Regions from separate parts of the Homo sapiens genome. Here region 2 is linked to region 1. The links are chromatin loops, found by intact Hi-C in ENCODE. Cell type or tissue: heart left ventricle. All regions are shown on one strand. Each heading gives the region's core, and the rest is flanking DNA. Links, peaks and the distances in the headings are about the cores only. Region 1 has its middle 400 kb from the start of MDFIC2. Region 2 overlaps FOXP1 (forkhead box P1).

The links. Peaks named below come from ENCODE experiments on the same cell type or tissue, not always from the same donor. Only the 100,000 strongest peaks of a DNase experiment are listed, where the experiment ranks them.
Region 2: a loop joins it to region 1, with 3.0 times the contacts of the local background. A loop is called at or near these places in 5 of 110 quality-filtered maps.

The regions. Positions count from the first base shown.
Region 1 is chr3:70,710,794-70,722,172 of GRCh38, forward strand. No RefSeq gene overlaps it. Among named protein-coding and RNA genes, the nearest start is that of MDFIC2, 400 kb to the left of the region's middle. In heart left ventricle, for the core only: a CTCF peak has its summit at 6,294 (motif pointing right); no DNase peak of the experiment used is centred there.
Region 2 is chr3:70,973,155-70,984,533 of GRCh38, forward strand. It overlaps FOXP1 (forkhead box P1), which reads right to left. Exons shown (of 21, transcript NM_001349338.3): 15 at 4,674-4,875; 16 at 4,489-4,568; 17 at 3,787-3,888. Among named protein-coding and RNA genes, the nearest start is that of FOXP1-AS1, 310 kb to the right of the region's middle. RefSeq lists an enhancer at 2,892-4,091. In heart left ventricle, for the core only: no CTCF peak of the experiment used is centred there; a DNase peak (open chromatin) is centred at 4,767.

The sequences.
Region 1 (11,379 bases), core at 5,038-7,537:
GAAAAATACATGAGAATCATGAGAGCTCCTTTTTTTCTGCAAAATACAACTTACTGAACAGACAAATGGCTCACACAGAGATGATCAGTATCCAAGTGGATACTTGGAACACTTGAACTCACCACAATAGCAACAGAAGGTGGCTGTGAAATTATTAACTATACACTATAGTTAATTTTATACAATTATGATTTAATAGTGCATCTTTACATTTGTTTACATTTCTCTCACTGTGAATGTTGCCATGTGTGGTCTATAAGTTTCTGTGTACATTTTAATAAATCTTAATTTTTATAATAGATTTGTGTATATTTTATGGTAATAAATGATAAAATAGACTAGTATCTATATTTTATGCATTCATGACATAACTAACCTTTTCTTAATTTTTCAATATTTCTAGGCTATGCAGTTCACCTGCAAGTTTTTTCAAATTGTCACAAACCTCCAAAAATTTTTCAAGTATTTTTATTTTAAAAATCCACATGTATTAGTCTGTTTTCACACTACTATTAAAAAACTACCTGAGACTGGGTAATTTATGAAGGAAAGAGGTTGAATTGACTCACAGTTCCACAGGCTTAACAGGAAGCATGACTGGGAGGCCTCAAGAAACTTGTAATCATGGCAGAAGGTGAAGGAGAAGCAAGCACATCTTACAATGATGGAGCAGGGGATTGAGAGAGAGAGAGAAAGAGAAAAGGGGGAAGTGCCACACACGCTTTCAAACAACCATATCTCATAAGAAGTCACTCACTATCATGAAAACAGCAAGAGGGATGTCTGCCCCCATGACTCAGTCACCTTTCACCAGGCCCCTCCCCCAACACATGGTGGTAACAATTCAAGATCAGATTTGGGTGGGGACCCAGAGCAAACTGTATCATTCTGCTGCTGGCCCCACTCAGATCTCATGTTATTTTCTTTTTTTTTTTTTTTTTTGATGGAGTCTTGCTCTGTCACCCAGGCTGGAGTGCAGTGGCGCAATCTCGGCTCACTGCAAGTTCCAACTCCTGGGTTCACACCATTCTCCTCCCTCAGCCTCCTGAGTAGCTGGGACTACAGGTGCCCACCACCACACCTGGCTAATTTTTTTTTTTTTTTAGTAGAGACGGGGTTTCACCGTGTTAGCCAGGATGGTCTCAATCTCCTGACATCGAGATCCTCCCACCTCAGCTTCCCAAAGTGCTGAGATTACAGGCATGAGCCACCACACCTGGCCTCTCATGTTCTTTTCACATTGCAAAACCAATCATGCCTTCTCAATAGTACCCCAAAGTCTTAACTCATTCCAGCATTAACTCAAAAGTCCAAGTCCAAAGTCTCCTCTGATACAAGACAAGTTCCTTCTGCCTATGAGCCTGTAAAATAAAAACCAAGTTAGTTACTTCCAAGATCCAATAGGGGTACAGGCATTGGGTAAATGCTCCCATTCCAAAAGGGAGAAATTGGCCCAAACCAAGGAGCTAGAGGCCCCATGCAAGCCCAAAACCCATCAGGGCAGTAATTAAATCTTAAAGCTCCAAAAAAATCTTCTCTGACTCCATATATCACATCAAGGGCACACTGATGCAAGGGTGGGCTCCCAATGCCTTGGGAAGCTCTGTCCCTGTGGCTGTGCAGGGTACAGCCCCACAGCTGCTTTCATGGGCTGGTGTTGAGTGCCTGTGGCTTTTCCAGGCATACATACAGGCTGTCCATGGATTAACCATTCTGGGGTCTGGAGGATGGTGGCTGTCTTCTCATAACTCCACTAGTCAGTGCTCCAGTGGGGGCTCTGTGTGAGGGTCCAAACCCCATATTTCCCCTCTGCATTGCCCTAGTAGAGGTTCTCTGTGAGGGCTCCGCCCCTGCAGCAGACTTCTGCCTGGATATCCAGGCATTTCCACACATCCTCTGAAATTTAGGTGGAGGTTCCCAAACCTCAACTCTTGCCTTCTGCACACCCTTAGGACCATCACCATATGGAAGCTGCCAAGGCTTGGGGCTTGCCCCCTCTGAAACAAAGATGCAACCTGTACATTGGCCCCTTTTAGCCATTGCTGGAGCTAGAGTGGCTTTGATGCAGGGCACCATGTCCTGAGGCTGCACAGAGCAGTGAGACACTGGGCCTTGCCCACAAAACCATTTATCCCTTCTAGGCCCCCAGGCCTGTGATAGAAGGGGCTGTCATGAAGGTCTCTGACATGGCCTGGAGACATTTTCCCCATTCTCTTTGCCACTAACATTTGTCTCTGCTTTACTTATGCAGATTTCTGCAGCTGGCTTAAATTTCCTCCCAGAAATTTTCTTTTCTACCATACGGGTAGGCTGCAAATTTCCCAAACTTTTATGCTGTGCCTCTCTTTTAAACATGTTCCAATTTCAGGCTATGTTTTCATGAACACATATGACTGTATGCTGTCAGGAGCAGCCAGGACACATGTTGAACACATTCCTGCTTAGAAATGTCTTCTACTACATATTTATCTCTCTCAACTTCAAAGTTCCACAGATCCCTAGAGCAGGGGCACAATGCCACCAGTCTCTTGCTAAAACATAGCAGGAGTGACTGTTGCTCCTGTTCCCAATAAATTCCTCATCTCCATCTGAAACCATCTCAGCCTGGACTTAATTGTCCATATCACTATCAGCATGTTGGTCAAAACCACTCAACAAGTTTCTAGGAAGTTCAAAACTTTCCTTCATCTTCCTGTTTTCTTCTGAGCCCTGCAACTGTTCCAACCTCTGCCCATTACCCCATCCAAAGTTGCTTCTGCATTTTCTGTTTACTTTATACCAGTACCCTACTCCTGGTACCAATTTTCTGTATTAATCTGCTTTCACACTGCTATAAAGAACTATCTCAGACTGGGTAATTTATGAAGAAAAGAGGTTTAATTGACTCACAGTTCCACAGGCTTAACAGGAAACATGATCAGGAGGCTTCAGGAAACTTACAATCATGGCAGAAGGCAAAGGGGAAGAAAGTACATCTTACCATGGTAGACCAGGAGAGAGAGAGACAGAGCAAAGAGGGAAGTGCCACACACTTTTAAACAACCAAATCTCATAAGAACCCACTATTATCAGAACAGCCAGGGGGAAGTCTGTGCCTATAATTCAATCACTTCCCACCAGGCCTCTCCCCTGACAGATGGGGATTACAATTTGAGATGAGATTTGGGTGGGGACACAGAGCCAAAGCATATCACCACCTATAAATGAATCCACACACCTCAAAACCGTGTTGTTCAATAGTCAACTGTATAGGGTTTGGTAATACCTGCTGTTTAAGACATCTACTGGGGATCTCGAAATATATTCCCCATGGATAAGGGGAGACCACTGTCCCCAAGAAAACCACTGCAAGTTTACACCAGAAATTTGAAGAATATTCATTACAATCATGTTACAAGACACAAAATGAACATGTTCATCAACAAGAGAATGAGTTTAAGAATTGTGGCATATTCACATCATATGATATGATGAAGCATGAAAATAAATGAATTAGAGTTATACTTAAGATAAAAGTATACTGTGTGATAAAAGAAAATTGCAGAGGAATACATAAAGTATGATATCATTTAAGTAAATCTCAAAAATAAATAATACTATTTATTCCTTAATTCTTCATTTATCTGATATGAATATGCATATCTCACAGGTTAAAGGTATATAAGAAAATGATAAATATCAAATTTCATATAGTAGCTACCAAGAAGAGAGAGGGGAATAATTTAGGAGTGAGACAGAAAATTTCATCTATATTCACGATGTTCTATTTCCTAACCTAGGTGGTTCATATATTTTTACTTGTCATATTACAATATAAACTTATCATATATGTAAAATGTTTTAGAGTGTTTGCAAAAAGTCAGTAGTAGATAGAACATTCCAAGGTGTCAATTCTCTAGTCAATGAGAACAAGATTCACATGCATGGATTTTTTTCCTGTTTTCTTTTAAATAAACATAGTCATTTAATTTGTTTTTGAAAGAAGTGTTAGATCTGTCACCACTTTTCCTGCAGTGCCCCTTGGGCAGTCAAGTTTGGTTCATGTATGTTTCGATGAGAGGTGTAGTCACTTAATAGCAGCAACACTTGGCCCAAAGCTAGGTGCAAGGAAGAGGACAAGGAACATGCAAACACTGGAAGATTCCAGCCAGCAGAAAGAACAGCACCTGCGTCGCCCTGGGTACATATGTAGACAGAGCTTGTTGGCAGAGAAGTCAGGTGAGAATTCACAAAAGCTTTTCTGACTTGGATTCTATCAGGATTCTTTTAGCTTTACACAGTGTCAAACACATACCCAGCTCTCACTCACCCCATCACTGTAAATGCAGTGTCCAGCTACCACATTGAAATCCACAAAAAGTCAAGGTTAAGTGGATATTTGCTCCATAGCCAGCATTTTGGGAAACAAATACCACATCAACACCAAAAAAAAAAAAAACACCACATAGTTAATGTCAAACTGCTGTATGAGGCACTTCTCTTGAGAATTTGTACAGCTTCAAAGAAACACCCACCAAAAGCCAACTAAAAGAAAAACATCATTTTAAAAATAAAAAAGAGCGGTTTTCTCTATGATACTGTAGTGTATTCTTTTAATAACATGAAATTGTATTGTATTTGTTGAGTGTAAAGTATAATTTATTATTCCATAGCCTTACTATAGAACACTACAATCTAATATAACATGCTACATGAATATTCTACAATAGAACTATGCTTTGCAAATTTGCCTGACAATAAAACCCCCCTAGGGCTATTGCATAAACTATTTTTCCAGGTTCTCCCCAGTGCCTGCAGAATTAGAATCTCAAGGGTAGGAGTTTTTCTTCTATAACAGTGGTTATCTGTGTGTGGTACCCAGGCCAGCATCACCTAAGAACTGTGAGAAATGCAAATTAACACATTTCACCCCAGATGTATTGAATCAGAAACTCTGGCAGGTAGAGCTCAGCAATCTGTAAGGCCTCCAGGTGATCCTAAGATTGCTAAACTTCAAGACCCACTGGCCTAGAGCCTGGTTAATCAAACTATACTGGGAGGATCCTCAGCCTCAGTATCAGCCAGGAGGGCAACAGAAATGCAAAATCTGAGGTCCCAGCCCTATGGAATCAGAATCTGCATTTTTAACGTCCCCAGGTGATTAGTTTGATCACTAAAGTTTGAGAACCATTGTACTATGAACAAGGATTTGACATCACATTTCCTGGGTTTGAAACTCAACTTCACATCTCATCAGGCTTGTGAACTTAGGCAAGTTATTTGATCTCTCTCATCCTCAGTTACCTCTCCTGCAACCTGAGCAGGATAATAATACCTCTGATAATCTTCAAAGGATTGTTCTGAAGATGAAATGAGTTAAGGTATCTGCAGTGCTTAGCGTGATGCCTGGCACATAGCAAATGCTCAATTAGTAGTGGCTACAGTTAATTTCTGATCATCTTTTTAAAAGAACCCACTTATCTAACGTTGAGAAGATATCTACAAATAAGGGCAAACAAGATTGTTAAGATATATAAATAAGATCAGTTAAATTATCAAGATGTATAAATTAGATCAAATCAGTGAGCCTGAAATATTGCTGTACAGTAACTTGAGTTCTGAAAATCTCAGAATAAATATTTTAGCATTTAGGGTCTAACACACAATAATTAGATAATAACTGCCAAAAAAGTCTTGGAGAATGACAAGCTCATTATGAACAGAATTTTCTCAGTAAATCAAGAGGCTTAGGAGGCCTTGCCAGGCTGAATGAAGGTGAAGAGCAGTCAAGAACATAGAATAATTTTGGTCTCAAACTTCCTTGTTTAAATAGGAAAATAAGTTAAACCAAGTAAAGTTCTAGGGTTTTTTTACCCTCAGTTTACCCCAACAGGTGTGTGAGAAAGAATTGTTTCTCATTTTGGTAATCTGTCCCTTTTGTGTTAAGTATGCGACTTTTACAGAGACAAAAACAATCAAGGGATTAAACAGAAGATCCATTATTCTATTAATATGTTTTCTCACTGACTCTAATGGTTAGAAAATTCTTTTTCATATATTTTTTAAAATCTGACCTGATATCTTAAGGGCATTTATATCTTAGTTGTGAAATGGTTCTGCACTTTTCCCAAATATCTTCTGCTTTTTGCGCTATTTGCAAGAAATGGAATTAGAATGACTTCATGTTTAACAGGAACATAAAGTTCAATGAATGAAACATCCTGTCCCTCGCTGCAGCTGCGGAAGCACACAGCTATGGCAGAGTACCTCCAGGAACAAAATTTATGAATTAACTGCTGCTGAAAAGCCAACAGAGGGAGCACAAACCATTGTTTTTTGTGACACGTTAAAAAAATACACAGCTATTAAAAATAAACTTTCCTGGTGGCATAGCATAAGATTTTACAAAATTATATTCATGTATCTAGATTTTGAAGACATTCATCAGGTAATAACTACTAAAATGGGTCATATTTTCTTATTTAAAATTCTGCCAGAAACAGAGGAATGATTTAGGAAACATTTTTATTATGGGAGAAGAGAGCTGGCCTGATGGCTTTTCTGGGCTTATCTCCTTATATTTATGAAGCTCTAGCAAAGTCTCTTAAAATTCTTCTTACTCGTTCCGTTGCCTTTTCATGATCATTCCCTCCTTTCTATCGGTAATGAACTGCAGCATATTCCACATGTGGAGGGGCTGGCGAGGGCAATTGTACAAGCTCATTCCTTACAAGTTTAGGTCTTAAATCTGAAATTTCTCCTTCTCAATCAAAGGAATCTTACTTTTCTCATACATACAGATTTCTGATCTATGAAAAATACAGAGCCCCCCTCAATGTTTTTGCCTATGGACTTTCAATATTATTTGGCTTCTCAAGAGAAAATTCCTAACTCTTGTATTTAAAGCAGAGTTTTCATAACGCTGCGGGTTTACCAGTCCTCTTTGATTTTTCAGTGAAAACTTTAATTTTGGAACATACACAAAAGTCTATACACCAACTATCAACACATTAACAATTTTTAGATTTATGGTTATCCAAAATATGGACAATTTTCTCCACACTGCCTTTCTTGCAGTGATTCTACAAAGTTATCTATCAATAATGACTTTTCCCCTAGTGACATGTGTTCATTTTGCTTGGTGAAAGCCTTAAGGGTAGAATACTTTTAAGATCAAATACTAGAAATGATATTTGTTGATTAAATACTTATATATGAATAGTTAGTTCTCCATGTCTCTGATAGTTTATGGGGAGTCCAGAATTTTGCTACCACACACACACACACACACACACACACACAAATGTTTAACACTCTGGCTTTACTACTTTGTCACAACTGTGATAGAATGGAGATTACTGGCCATTCAAATATTATTTAAACCCAACTGCCAGTTGCTGTAGTCATACAAAAGGCCCTCTACGTAACCAGCTGTGTCTTATAAAGCTGGTTGTTCTCTTTCCCCTACCACCAGTTTTCTTTATTTTATCAGCAAGCTGTGGTTGGTTGTTTTTCCACCATCCAAACATATTTGGCCACATTAGAGTTTTATTTGTTGGGGTAACTTCTAGATGAGATTTTATGTCGGTCCTAATCTAAAACATGAATTCCAGCAGCTTCCCCTCCTGTCTTGTTTGAGGGCATAGAGGGGCAATGCACACAATAAAATTTGGTGAATGTTGCTATTAGAAGTTCCTTATGAGGAATGTAATAATTTGAACTAGGTTGCTGGTCTGAGCTCACAGAGATAACCTTTTAAACCAGTTTGTAGGATACTGTGTCTTATTATTTTCACATCTTCAATACAATCTTCTGTTTGACCCCTACGATATCAGGATTAAATCTACCCCCATACATATGGCCGCCAGAATGTAGCAAAGGGAAATGGTTAAGTGATTTAAATTCTTCACCCCTGAAAGCTTTCAACTCATTGATGTTCAAAAATAAGTTGAAGAATCTAGCACAGGCTGCTCAGAAACTAACAAATCAATGTGCCAATTGCCAATCAAACATATAAAGCCAATTTTCAGCTACCCTCCCCTTCAAACTATTCACAGAGGGTCCAGTTTAAGAGAGAAGTCAGCCAGAGTCTTCTCTTCATGGTCTTTAGGCTGCCGTTCAATTAATGGAAAGAAGTGGCAACAGAAGTTAATAACTATTCCTGATCATTGAAGCAATCTACAGAAGAGGCTGGGAGGTAAGAGAACTGGGAGAAATTGAATCTGATAGGTGGAGCCATGTAAATATCCTCTGTGCTTCTTTACTATCCCCTCTCCACCAGGCAGTGCCATGGCATCTGCTCCCAAACTGTTCCCATCCTGTTCAAAAACTGACCTGAATATATATTGGGCTTAATGACCAAATGTTTAAAAATTCATTGCACAAGAACAGCTGAAAGCAGTTGATTGGTTTGAACTTTATTGGATGCACCTTGCTTCCCAGAACTGCAGTAAAGGGGAAGGTCAGCTGGTAAACATTTGGGCATTTAAAAACTAAGAGGCCCGAGATTTCCCAACATCCCTGTCTGTTTTCCTTACCCAGAGCATTGGGCACTACTAAGTTCTTTGTGCTGAGCTGAAGGTTTGGTTTCATCTGCTGGTGTCCTAATACAGGAGGGTCAGAACGGACTTGGAGAAGTGCCTGCCCAATAACTCCTGTCAGACTCCAGCCCTGTGATGTTAATGTCTGCAAACTTTGTCTTCCTCGATGTGGGGAGTCATTTCAGTTGAAGAAAGTAGGTATTTTTTGTTTTTTCCTCAAGTACCGTTTATAAGTGATTGTCGTTCTGAGACAGATCAGTCTTCTCCAGGAAAGGCCAAATTGCATTATATTCTAAGGAGACTCATCACTGGACTGAACTTTAGAAGTTTGCCCTATGTGCATATAATAAAAGCACCAAGGGAATGGCAACTTCATAATGTCTTCCGTAATGTTACATTCTCAAATCATGGCATCACCTTGGAATGTATTATTGGGAAAAGAAATTATTTGCTAAAACAATGACTGTTTGGCATGACAAAACAGTCAAAGTCCTGCTTACAGTGGGCTGCTTAAGTAGATAAAGTCTATCTTAATTCTGGAAAAGCTTGTACAATTTTTAATACCCTGTTCCTTCTTTATTAGCCACAACTTTTCACTCCCTGCTTTTCCTTCTTTCTTGTCTGCGCAGGGAAACCCTGTGCTTCTCTACATCAGCTAATATTTGATCAATCTGATTCTAGTTATTATTGATGTAAACAAACCTCAAAGAAACTCAGGCACTGGAAGCATCTGTGAAATGGACTGTGTTGAACAATGGCATTTGGGGTGGGAGAGAGAAGGAATGAGGATGAATGGAAGAGATGGTATACTTCTTCTTCCCGCAGTTTCAAGCTATTTCCTCCTGTGATCTCATAGCATTTACTGTTGTTTCCACCCCTGCAATTATTTCTATTACAAAAACTGAGTCCTTTTGCTTTATTTGGGGGCCCTTGGAGTATACGTGTGTTTTAAACTCACTCTTCTCTTCAACTGATTTATTCCTTTCTTCTTTATAATTTTCCCTTTCTCAGTGTGTAGCCCTTTGTTATTAGAATGATAATCATAATAATAGCAGGAATGTAATTTCCCATAATGCTAATAGTAGCTGTGTGCACATACACACCCAGCTTATTCTTAGATTCATTTACGCTCTGACTTCTTCATCTCGTATTTAAATACAGCAGGTGTTTATCTTCATCAAGAAATGTTTGTTGAGCTTCTCCAGGGAGCATGGGGCTGTCCCTAGGTGCCGTGGGCTTACACAGGGCAGATTCAAAGATGTGGAAGTACTTTTTTTTTCCCTAAGACCCAGGAGCACAGAATTTTATTTCATTTCTTCAGATGTTGTAAGTGGCAGAAAGTTTAATTCTGCTTACCTAAAATTCCCTCAGCTCTGTTGGCAAGGACAGACAGACCAAAGCGTACTAACTTCAATTATTGAATAGCGTCCTGCTTTTAATGTGGTACTCTGCTTCAAAAGTATTATTGAGAGGGATTCTCTTTTTGCAGGCATTAGATGGAAAGAATAGATGGTGATTAAATAAGTGCTGTTATTATTTTTTTTTTTTTCTGAAGCTCTTCAGCAGCCTGAGAACATGACATTACTCTTCATGGTGCCTTTACGATACAGGTAGAATTCAATCGAACAAGGAAGTTGAGTCCTCAAAGTGGGTTATATGTAGTAATAATAATACCTTTCTAAATTAGCTTTTGGTTTTAAAAAGTGCTTCCTGCTTTTTTTTTTTTGAGATGGATTCTGAAGTATCTAAAATAAATACATACTAATATCTGTAGTTATTTTTAAAAATTTATCAAAAGTAATACAAATACAGCAAAATATAATCATTCAATCTCAAAAGAAACAACAAAAAGTGTTTCTTTATAATTCTTCTCATTGGTACCTCATTAAAGCCCAGTGAATTTGTTACAACAAAAAGTTTCATCCCTGTTTTATAGACGAGGATCATGTGGCTAAGAGAAGTAGACTGCTTAAGATCACATGGCTAACAACTGCTTTCATCAGGATCAGGATGCAGGTTTTCTAATTCCAAATCCAGCGCTTTCATTTTCCTTCTTTTTAACCATAGTAGGTTGCTCCCTAACAATTATAGTTACAACTGAACATTCAGGTTGGTCCACATTAGTTGATTGTGGATCTAACATTAGTTGTGTCCACAACATTAGTTTTGGACCTAACCTTCTAAAATCTGGATTGACAACTTTACTATCAAATAGAAGCACTGAATTAATCAGACAAATTATCCAAGGTAAAACTTAAAATGTGTCCAAATTGGCCAGTAACTTAAAATATGTTCATGTTTTCTATCTTGAATTTCTTACTTTTAGTAGGATAACATAATGTTAACAGCTGAGATTCTGGGGGTAAGTCAGATTATCAGAGTGACCCTGAATAAGTGTTTTTACCCTCTCATACCATAGTGTAGGTAATAGAAGCACCTGCTCACAGAGTTGTGAATATTAAATAAGGTAATGTACTTGAAGTTCTTAACACTATGTCTGCTACAGAGTAAAAGCTCAAATACTACTCACTAAATACTGTAGTTATTACTGGTGACACTACTACATTTACATTAAATTAAACCTCAGCCAGTGTACCTTAAACGTTGAAATGGCTATAAAAAAATCGAAAATTTTACCTAAAAAAAAAATAAGAAGTTAGAGCACATGAAAACTACTTAAACTAGATATACCTTGGTCACTGTAATGTACCTAGATACATCCACCAGAACACCAGAAAGCAAGATCAAAATAAAATATAGGCTATTGGGTCTTTTCTGGAGGTAAAGAGCAATGGATAAAATATCGAGATTACTGAATATGATGGGATTCAAGATTATTGGTAATGAAAAGCTGTAGTTT
Region 2 (11,379 bases), core at 3,822-6,321, 260 kb after region 1:
ATGAAGAATTCTAAAGTGGATTTTACCGTTGAGAGTATCGCCTTGTATAGTCAAAGGATCGGGGGGTGGTGAACGGACCCCCCGCCCCCGCCCCGCCCCGCCCCGGTCAAGAGATCAGTAGCTATCATGTTATGTCTCACCTTCCAGAATATGAGAGTTGGCCCTAACTATCGGCAAGTATTTTAACTGAGTAAATGCCAAAGGAACACGAGTGGAACTCTCAATGGCAAAATGACTATATTCCTACAGTTGATGGTTTCTGCAGACATATCTTGCTTATGGTTAAAAGTCCTTTCTGGCCATTCCTAAGCTGAGACCCTTAACATCGATAATTTATCAAAAAGGAGGATCTCAACTCAAGGGTGAAGAGCTTTTAATATCTCATCTTTCCTTTGGGTTTCAGAAGAATCCCCAACCCTTACTGGGTACAGTAACAAGCAAGGCTTCATTTCTTTAGTCCCGCCTGGTTAAACTTACGGATCCAGACTCAACGCTGGACATGAAGACATTCTAAAGAGATTCAGGTCATTTACTTAAAATTTTCTTCTTATTCAGAGTAAGTAGATGACTCAATAGTAGGTGACTCAATTGGGGCTTGAGAAGTTGATACATACATCACACTGGGTAAAGTCCTCACTCAATTCCAGCAACACTGCTATTGCACAAGCGTTTTGCACACCGCCCCCCCCCCCCCACCCCCCAACACATCCCATTCTGCCACCTGGAGTATTTCCTTCCTGAATTATCCTTAACGGTGGTGAATCTTGATACTCTGAGAGGTGCTTCAGTTTTTGGACAATCACAATTGGTGGCTGTGAGGATTCAAGCTACATAATGATTTTTCTTTTCTGATATGGAATATTTAGAAGATAATGAGACAAGTTTTTTAATGCATGGTGTGATGAATTGCTTGAAAGGAGAATTCACAGGATAAATTCCCAAAAAGTTTTTGAGTAATGTCAGCATAATTGAGGTCGGTTCAAGATACCCAGGTGACTATGAAAGGACACTCCTGATTCAAAAAAGTTGGAAGAAGGATTTGCTTAAAAATAAAAATCTCTAAACCGAAAACATTTGGCATGTCATACACTTGATAGGACAATTTTCTATGCATATAAACTGCAGTCTAGTCTAAATAAGCAGTTTTTTTTTTTCTTTTTTTGAAACTAGGTCTTGCTCTGTTGCCTGACTGCAGTGCAGTGGTTCAATTATGGCTCACTGAAGCCTTGTATTCCTGGGCTCAAGCGAGTCTCCTGCCTTAGCCTCCTGAGTAGTTGGGACTAGAGACATGTGTCACCACACCCAGCTAATTTTAAAAATTTTTTGTAGAGATGGGGTCTTGCTATGTTGCCCAGGCTGATCTTGAACTCCTGGGCTCAAGTGATCCTCCAGCCTCCTGAAGTGCCGGGATCACAGGCAGGAGCCACTGCATTTGGCTGCATTTTAAAAAAATATATTGCCCAAAGGCATACAATAGAAGGTCTACTGTTACTTACTGGAACAAAATTGAGGTGGTATAAATAAACGGACAGAGCCAATTTCCTTTAAAAATCCAGACAGGGCATGACACATGTAAGAGATATAACTTGAAAAGAAGTCAACATTGCTCCTAATCCTAATCACTGCTTGATGCTTTAAAATAAGTATCAAAATGTACAGAAATGAAAGGTCTTAAAGCTACTTTTGACAAAATAATTTCTGTAGATCAGGTTGAGCAATATAACCATGTGAGTAAAGACACAAAGCCAAAACTTCAGTTCTGTTTTCCAAAACTGCACATCTAAGCAGAAAGCGACGAGAAGTCAAGAGTTTTCAAAAAAAAGATGTGTAAGCTCTTTTCAGTCATAACCTTAACTGGGCATTTCATCTTTTGTCTAAGATCATGGTACAAACAAGGACACGTACAGAAAATTATACGTATTTATGAGTCACTATTTCATCTAAGGCTGTTTATATTAATGACACTTTTTCCTGCAGTTTGCAAAACGAAAAAGTGCAATCTGAAGATCTAAGCTTAAATATTATATTCACAACTGGTAATTATTTTTAAATTTCATCATTTCTATTTATAAAAGGCAATCTGAAGAAAATGTCTGCCTCATGCTTCGACTTCCTAAATTTTTTAAAGCATTCATGGCTAAAGATCCTTTCATATTTTATCTTCCAAGGCAGGCTGAGGCAAAGAGGGTAAGATTTTGAACATAGGTTCCCTTCAGTGCCCATGTGTCTTAATGGAAATGAAAGGATAATTTGGGCCATAATGGATATTCACAGCTCTGTAAAGTTGATGAATTAATTCTATGGTTATATTCGTTTTCTTTTAAAATGCTAATTTATCAGGAACTTAACAGAGGAAATGTATTTTTCTGTCTTTTGCTTTGGTTTTTCTCCGGTATAAAATTAAGGAATTAGCAAGGAAGGCATTTATTTCAGGCGAAGGAAGTTTTCCTTGTGTCCTATAACACATCCTTATCATATTTAGATTAATGGCATGTAAAAATAGCCTCAAATGTTTGTTATCACATGTCTCTAAATGTTTTGGATTTCAGGGATTACAAGAATTCCAGGTAGTAAAAAATGCAAAAATACAAATGACAGAGTGTACCTGTCCCCTTCTATAAGCAAGAATATTAGACACCAAGAAATCAAAAATGGGAAAGCCCAAAAATATGTGAGGGATCAATCTAATATAAGGGAGTAAATACCAGTGGAATCTTTGAGCCAGCTGCTGACCTGGGAATGAGGTAAGCCATATATGACCCCAAGCACTACTGGGGGCATCCAATAAAGAGCTATGCAATTTGACTTGTTTTTACAGCAAATAGTATTATAATGAATATAATGAAGTTCGAAATCTACTTTTCTTCCTTAGTATATCTATGAGGGACAATCTCCTTTTTTTTTTTTTTTTTTGAGACAGGGTCTTGCTCTGTTGCCCAGGCTGGAGTGCAGTGGCATGAACAGGGCTCACTGCAGCCTCAACCTCCTTGCCTCAAGCAATCGTCCCACCTCTGCCTCTGGAGTAGCTGTTGACCACAGGTGCATGCCACCATGCCTGGCTAATTCATTGAATTTTTTTTGTAGAGACAGGGTCTCGCTACGTTGCCCAGGCTGGTCTCTAACTCCTGAGCTCAAGTGATCCTCTTGCCTTAGCCTCCCAAAGTGCTGGGATTATAGGCATGAGCCACTGTGCCTGGCCGACAATCTCTTGACTTAAAACCAAAAAAAGAAAAACAAAAACCCCTGCCCCTTAATAATACATTGTGTTCTCCATTAATAACTCCTACAAACAGTGCTAGTGCTTGGATTGCACAGCTTTCTCTACTAATTGGGTTAATGAGCTATTTATCCAACCATTGAAGGCTGTGTCAAGTTTGGTCATTTCTCCAGGTTCCATCTCTGGAGATAGATCGCTGGAGATACATCTCTGCAAATATCGGCTGTGGCTGAAGACCTAACGGCATGAGGTTTGTGCAAGTAATATGGCAACCTCCACTTCTGGGCGACGGTGTTGTCTCCTTTTCTCTACATATTCCAACCAGAGAGAGATCACTTTACTGGCTGGCCCCTCCACACTGCTGATGCTGGTATAATGGGAGTCTTCCATCAGAGCATTTCAACCACAATGGCACTATTTTCCCAATCAAATACACCTAGAGATTGGACACTTTAAGAGTATCAAAACAATATAAATGTAGCTTCCTTATAGCACAACTGCATTTTATCAACAACAAACTGTTCTATGAACGTCAAGATCCAAGAATAAACAGGCCTGAGAAAGCTTACCTTCCACGTGGCCGCGTTGCGTCGGAAGTAAGCAAACATTCGTGTGAACCAGTTATAGATCTCATTTAGTGTTAGCTGCTTTTCTGGAGATTCGAGAATGGCCTGTGAAGCAGAATGTAACAGAAGATAATTTATGACCAAATCAGCAGAGTCGTCATTCCACAGTTTCTCGAAAATATAAAATCACTGTGATTCAGAGCTAAATCCTGAGAAAGGTTTTACAAAATGATCTAAGATTAATGGTTGTATTTAACAGTTCAATAGCAAAATTCAAAATGGAATTATCTAATTGTTTTGAGTTTTTATTTCTGTTTCCGTACAGAAATATTAATTTATTAGTCATTCATAAAGCAGAATCAAAGAGAAATGCAAAACATTTCACTAGCTGATTAAAGCTCAGTAATTATTTAGAGCTCAGATTAATTCTAGGGATCAGAGATTACTGTAGCTTGTGATAATTGACTTGCCATCTTTAAACAGGCTCATTTTCACTGTTGTGTGAAATGAATTTCCTAATAATCACATCGTATTGTAATACTTAATCAAAAGCAATTATGTTATATATTGCAGTTTTAAAAAACCTTATAGAAAAGGTTTCAGCATGCTTGCATACTAAACGGTTTTTAAATCTACTTCATCAATATATATCCATGTACACATATACCTTCTGACAGAATTTCATATACTGTGTTATTTACTTACCTGCCTAATTAAAGATGCATATGTAAATGGTGGTCTAACTTCTGCGTTCTTATAAAATTCTTGGTTCTGCGCAATATCTGCTGAATAAGAATCATTGTCCTATTAATTATCACTTTTTCAAAAGGGGCTGGTCTACAAGAATTGCAGATTACAACTCTACGTGAGGCAAAAGGTGGAGTATCTACCTGACGAAATGGGCACGTTGTATTTGTCTGAGTACCGCCTGCGGATGGGTCCCACCGTGTGCATGCTGGTGGTTGTGATGACAGAGGGGCCTTGGGTGACGGGAGTCAGGGGGGCGGTTGGGGTCGTTGGAGTATGAGGTAAGCTCTGTGGAGAAGCCTCCGATGCGGACTTGGAGAGAGTGACACTTGATACCAGATTCAACTGCAAGGAAAAAAACAACGTCTTAGAAGACCTTCAGAAAACCAGAGCAACCCAGGAACCACATCTAGCAGGAGTAACACAGAGGATGCGTGGGCACCGTTTCTTCCTCTATGTAGATGGTATGTTTACCATGAACCGAAACACACGGTGAGTCCTGCGTGAATTCACTTAGGATGCAGTGTAAGATATCTCTGGCAGCGGTCTCTTTTCCAAAGGCTGCTACATGGGTGTTTACAGGCTCAAAAAGGGGTTACCTACCTGAGGGAGTGTGAGAAACCCTGAGTCAAGACATTTATTTCATTGTGATGTCTCACCTATAGGCTTTGATCGCCCATCAGGCCTTGTCAACCTCAAAGAGGGAGAGAAGTCCTTAGCAATACCAGTGAAGCTGAGTATTTTAGGTGACACCAGTTGGGATACGCTGGTGTAGATCTGAAGAAGTGTCCAGCAGAATTTCTGCAATATGCTAGCACAACCAAAGAGCTGTTTTTACTTGATTTTTATTAAAATTAAACTTTAATAAATGTAAATGGAAAGAGCCCCATGTGGCTAGTAGCTACCATACTAGACAGCCCAGGAAGAGCCTACTGAGCTCCCTCATGCAGCTTCGTGGATGACGAGAACTCCTGCAAATATGTGTGGCCTATTTATTACTCATATTAAACACAATGGGCCTGACCCCACCAGCTGTCATTTGTTTCTATCAATCAATCAATCAGTTGGCAGAAAATAATCCTTAACAGCATTATGAATAACCTTTATTAAATCTATCAAATACAGGCTTGGGATCTGTTAATTTTTTTTATTGTGACATTCTTTTACAGAATACGGGAGATCTGCAACTGAGGTTTTTGATTTTTTTCCTTCAAGTTTTGAATGTTCTATAAAATGGGAAATAATCTGCTTCAAGTTAGGAAATGAATATTACTTATTTGAAGTAGAAGAGAATAAAATAGGCCGGGCATGGTGGCTCACACCTGTAATCCCAGCACCTTGGGAGGCTGAGGTGGGAGGATCTCTTGAGGCCAGGAGTTTGAAACCAGGCTGGACAACATGGTGAAACTCTGTCTCCATTAACGCACACACATACACACACACACAAATTAGCCATGTGTGGTGGCACATGCCTGTAGTCCCAGCTACCTAGGAGGCTGAGGTGGGAAGATAGCTTGAGTCTGGGAGGCAGAGGTTGCAGTGAGCTGAGATCACCACTGCATTCCAGCCTGGGTGATAGAGTGAGACTCTACCTCAAAAAAAAAAAAAAAAAAAAAAAAAAAAAAAAAAAAAAAAAGAAAAAAATAAATTAATGAGCACTGTTTCAATTTATCTTTCTTATCTTCACCTTAAAGTACTGTTCTTACAAATACTAAAAGGCATAACCCTTCCCCAAAATTTGTTGCAACAGAAATATTATTTTACGTCTGGCAATGCTGAAGAATTTGGTTGTTTTCAGCGTATGTATTACTGTTTATGTGCTGTCTCAGATACACAGACCCACCCTAAAATCCAATAAACTTCAGCAAAGTAGGCTTACTTGGTAATATTTTCTCAAACCAGATTTCAAATCACTTACCATAGTAAGTCTATTTCACCAAGTCTAATTCACCATTGCTATAGTCAGTCTTAAGTACAAGGCAGTATTTGTGGAAGGTATTAAAAATGAGATTCCTCTGAGATCATAATCAAAGAACTTATTAAAAGAGAGTTCCAATATGTTGGGAAGACTCGACCTTTACTCACACTCTAGTTAAAAAAAAAAAAAAAGGGAGGGGGGCCTGAGAATCCTCTCTAATATGTTTCAGGAGAGTTTCATAAAAAAGCAATGAACCTGAAGAAAAGAAAGATCAAATATCATGAAGAAATACTAATGGAAAAATGTAAACATGGCGCTGGAAACAGAATGTTGTGAGCTTTGAGTTGTGCTTTCCTTTTTATTTTCAGCGTAGAATGTTGTCTCGGTGAGCAAGAGACAATGCCTGCGAAGAGCAAGCTCTGGAGATGGCACTGCCCTTACAAATGCCCCAGCAAGCTGAGCAGATGCCATGAGCGGGTTTTTCTCTATAATGTTGGAAACCTGGCTTTCTGACACACATTTGCAAACTAAGTGTGAACAGTTCAGAGTAGCAGCCGCAGGATGGGGCAGAGCTGAGAAGCCAAGGGGGGAAGAGTTGGGGCTGACCTCTTCTTCACCTCGGGCCTTAATCACTGACCAAGTCCAGGAACAGTATGTATAAGCATCAGCCCAAGCAAAGGGTCAAGGAAATTAGTGCATGAAAGGCTAATGCTCATAAATATACAGCTTTTATAATTCAGACGCTGCTAAGCCTAAGAATCTCAGAGCGCTTTGGAAAGTCATGGGTAACATTTGTAAAAATCATGTTTTAAAACCACCTGCCACTGTGTGGTCTCCTTCAATTCTCATACCACCACTAATATCTGAGATGTTATTACTCATACTTTACAGATAAGCAAACTGAGGCTTGGAGAGATTAAATAATTTGCCCATATTCCCAACCCAGACCCAAGGTCAAACCACACACTTGTATGATTCTAGATCCTTTGTATAATCATCTTATGCCTAGTTAATAGCAAAAATGAACACTAACCAGTTTCATTTTTCTGTATGCTCATTTTTGGAAAAGATTCCGTGCAGAGCATTTTATCCCTGCTTATGCATGACAATCAACACGTGTAACTGAGCAAATATAAGGCAGTTACTCCTACAATGACAAAAACAGGAAGAAAACAGCTAATTGCTGCCCTTGAAGCGCTTACCATCAAACACATACGTCAGTCAAAGGGCAAAGGTACACAGTAACCACAAAGCAGTTCTGAGGACTGACTATACTTCTCGGCTTCTCTTTTCAGTTTAAGAACTTTTCCCTAAACACTGTGGCTTTCTGAAAGATGCAATGAAAATTACAAACACAAATGTCCTTCATGCCTGCTCCCTTTCAGTTTTGGGAGGAAGATCACCAAGTTAACTGAGTTCCAGTTTCATTGTCAGAAATCAAAACTCATTCAGCAAGTGCAAGCCCATCTTTTTGGGTGTTCACAGCTACGAAGAATAGACAAATCCCACAGTAAAATGTCATCAAAATGCCGAAAGGATGTGAGCCTTGTAGCTATTACCAAGATCGCACCACTAGGACTCTTTCTACCAAAAAAAAAAAAAAAAAAAAAAAAAAAGCAACAGCGAAAAATAAAATCCCTCCAAGTTAGCACAATCCACAAAGGAAGAGATGAAGGTAGAATTTTCTGGAGGCTTTTGAACATTAGCAAGTGGGAATAAATACTGAGCCAGAAGAGAGCAGAGAGGGGGCTTACCAGGCTTGACAAATGACACCGTGATTCACACCCACTGCTGGGCTGTCTCTAATAAGCCACAGAGGAAGCAGCCAATCTCAGCTAATTACCAGATAAAAATGTATTGTAAGGACTCTAATTAGGAGACGCGGATGGAGGTGATCTAATGATTAAATGCTGCATTCGACTGACCCCACCATCAATGTGCAGTGGTGCAAGATGTCACTGGAATATTTTGTAGAAACAGTAATTTTATTTCGAGGAGGGGAGGCAGTAATATTTGTAATGATGGCTATGAGGTAAACTAATTAAAAGACAGTTCCTAGAGGAAGAGGGTGGCTGAGAGCAGCTGTGGCCATTCCAAAACCAAGTGCCAAGTCTCAATAGAGGAGCTGCAGTCAAGTGGAAAATTTCTGCCTGACCTCTGCCCTTGCTATTAATTTGCAGGAAAACTAATGACACATATACATATTCCCACAAAATTGTTCTAATTGCTAATTTGCCAAAGGAGCCCAGATTCCAAATTAAACATGACTAGCCCGTGAGGGAAGGAAGAAGAAAAAGCTGTACACTCCAAACACAGGGTGCTTTGCCACACAAAATCATTTGAAGGCTGAACCAACAAGTTAATGAAATGTCAACCTTGTCAACTGGTACAGAAGTTTCTTAACTTTTAAACTTCTGTTTGATGATCACATGCTTGTCTGGAGGAGAAACCATCTTCGAAAGGGAAGGTTGAGAGAGAAAGAATGGAGAAGAAAGACTCAAAGCAGGCTCTGTGTTCAAACCAAACCTGCTCTCTTAATTAAGGCCTCTTTGAAAAAAGAGTGCCCCCCCAAAAAAAATTAATTACAGACTTAGAACAGAAGAGCAAATGGGGAATGGTGTGTGTTTTTGCTGTAATCTTGAAATATTCATCTTAATTGTAAACTATTAAATCTTAATGTAATCATCAATTAGAAATGAAAGCATATGTGCTTTGTGTTTCTGATTGCAGTTCAGGTTTTAAAAGATAATTTTTTCTGGGGCATGGGGCAGGAAGGGAATGGACTGGGAGGGTTTCTTTTCCTGATGGAAAGCCTATTTTTCTTATTGTGTTCCTTTTCTATTTAAAAGAAGTTGCTATGTTTAGAAAAGTCAGTAACTCTGATATTTTCTACATGGCAAGTTTCCATCATGTGATGATTTCAGCAAAGATAATCTCTTTGAAACTCTGGCCAAAAGTTAAATTCTTATGTCATTTAAAATTGCTGTAGGGTTTTATTTTTTAAATTTATTTGTACTCTCAGGCATCAGCTTTTCTTTTAGCCATCGAAACTATTCAAACTTGGTTGGCTACCCACTATTCTGCTTAGTCCCTTTTTTTTTTTAATTAATTAATCTTTCTTTAGTTTTTAACAGTAATCTCCCCTCCTGTTTAAAGATGATGAGTCACTCACATTAAAAAAATAAACTGCTGATGTAAACCCCTGACAGAAACAGACTTGTAAGTATTCCCATAAGAACTCATTTTTATTTTTGTTTGTGCTCTTGCCTCACATGAAAACAGATTCTGAGAACAAAAGACAAACCTGAAACCCAAACACCAAGGGACACAACTGCGTAGTAGGGACTTTCGGGCTCACAGAACTTGTTTTTCTGCTCTTGTTTTACTGGCCTGAGCCAGCTCAAGTCCTGCTTTAACTGCATGGCAGTGTCATTTCTGGGCATGAATCACTGAGTTCAGAGACGGCCTTTCTGAGGCTGGAGGGACGTTACCAGGCCGTGCGGAGGGCAGGACAATGGGTGGCAGCCTTTGTTACAAGCCTTTCCTTTCCTTTCCTTTACCATCTCAGCCTGGCCCTGTTTTAGAGAAGCGAACTCGTGGAAGGTTATGACTTACTTAGAAGGTGGTGGTACTGGCAGGGATACTAAAAGCAAAAACAAAAAAATTCTAGTTGAAAGGTTGGTGGGGGTGGGGCACTTAATGAAAAACAGTATATAAAACAGCTTTTGTGTATTGTGCCTAAGAATCCCTTTTTATGACTGCTTAATATTATTTCTCCAACTCTAAAGCAAGGACCCAGGCAGCCCAAATGATCCTTGAAGAGTTAAAAGACCCTTTCTTTTCGGGGGGGCACTTTGTTTTTATAGGAGCTAAAAACTCTTTCAAAACAGTCCTAATGGCTATGGTTAGAGGAAAAGAAAATGTATAAAAATGAAAATCTAATACTATATTTCATTACAAATATCCAAGTTCCTGTAAGTGCTTTATAAGATTTTCGTCAAGAAGAATATACCACCTACACTGTAATTACGTGCCCACCAAATCTAAAAGAATGTGGTTTCTCCAGGAGCAGAAGTTGTTCTCTGATGTGCAGGAATACCCTAAAGCAAAGCGTTCTTCTCATGTACTCAGTATTATAAAATACGATTTACAGTGTTTTCCTGACATAATGACAGAGTGTGAAAAGTCTTTTTAAGAAATCCGTAGTAATTTAATAAAGTCATCATATCACAGACATGTTTCTTTTTGTTTTTGTTTTGTCCTCTTAGTTTTTCACTCCCTCCCCCAAATGAAGTATCTTGGCAAATTCTCCACAGAGTAAGCACGGAGAAATTAACCTCCAAGCAAGACATTTGGGTGTTTACTTTGAGAATGTTTACTGAGTCTGGAACAAAAGAATATCAATCATTTTCATTAGGGCAGTTTACTATTGTTTGTTTTTGCTTTTCTTTCCATAGAAAAGAATAGAATCTTTTAAAATAACAAGAAATGTGGCCATTCTAAATGTAAGAACTGCTTTTCGGCTCTATGTACCTGAGAGCTAGAGCTTAGGGCTGCTCTGGTCAACTTACACATACTACATACGTCCACGCAGGGTCCAGTCTTTATAAAATTAAAAGTTTGAAAAGCTTGTCTTAACTGATGTTGGCTATTCCTTTTCTTCCTCTACACTGATACTCACCAATCAGAGGGACCGATCTGGGCACCCACTCTTAACCTAAGGAAAGGTTCACAAGGCTGACCTCTTACCATTTCTTCCTGCTCATCTTGTAGGTTTCAGCTTAGACATCATTTCTCCCAGCAATCTCCCCTGACTTTACCATTCTGGGTCAGCTGTTCTACTTACAGGTAGTGCAATTCACGGAAAGTGAGACTGTGTGAGTATGTATGTAGTTTATCTGTTATTTCTTTTACCAGACTCTGAACACCTC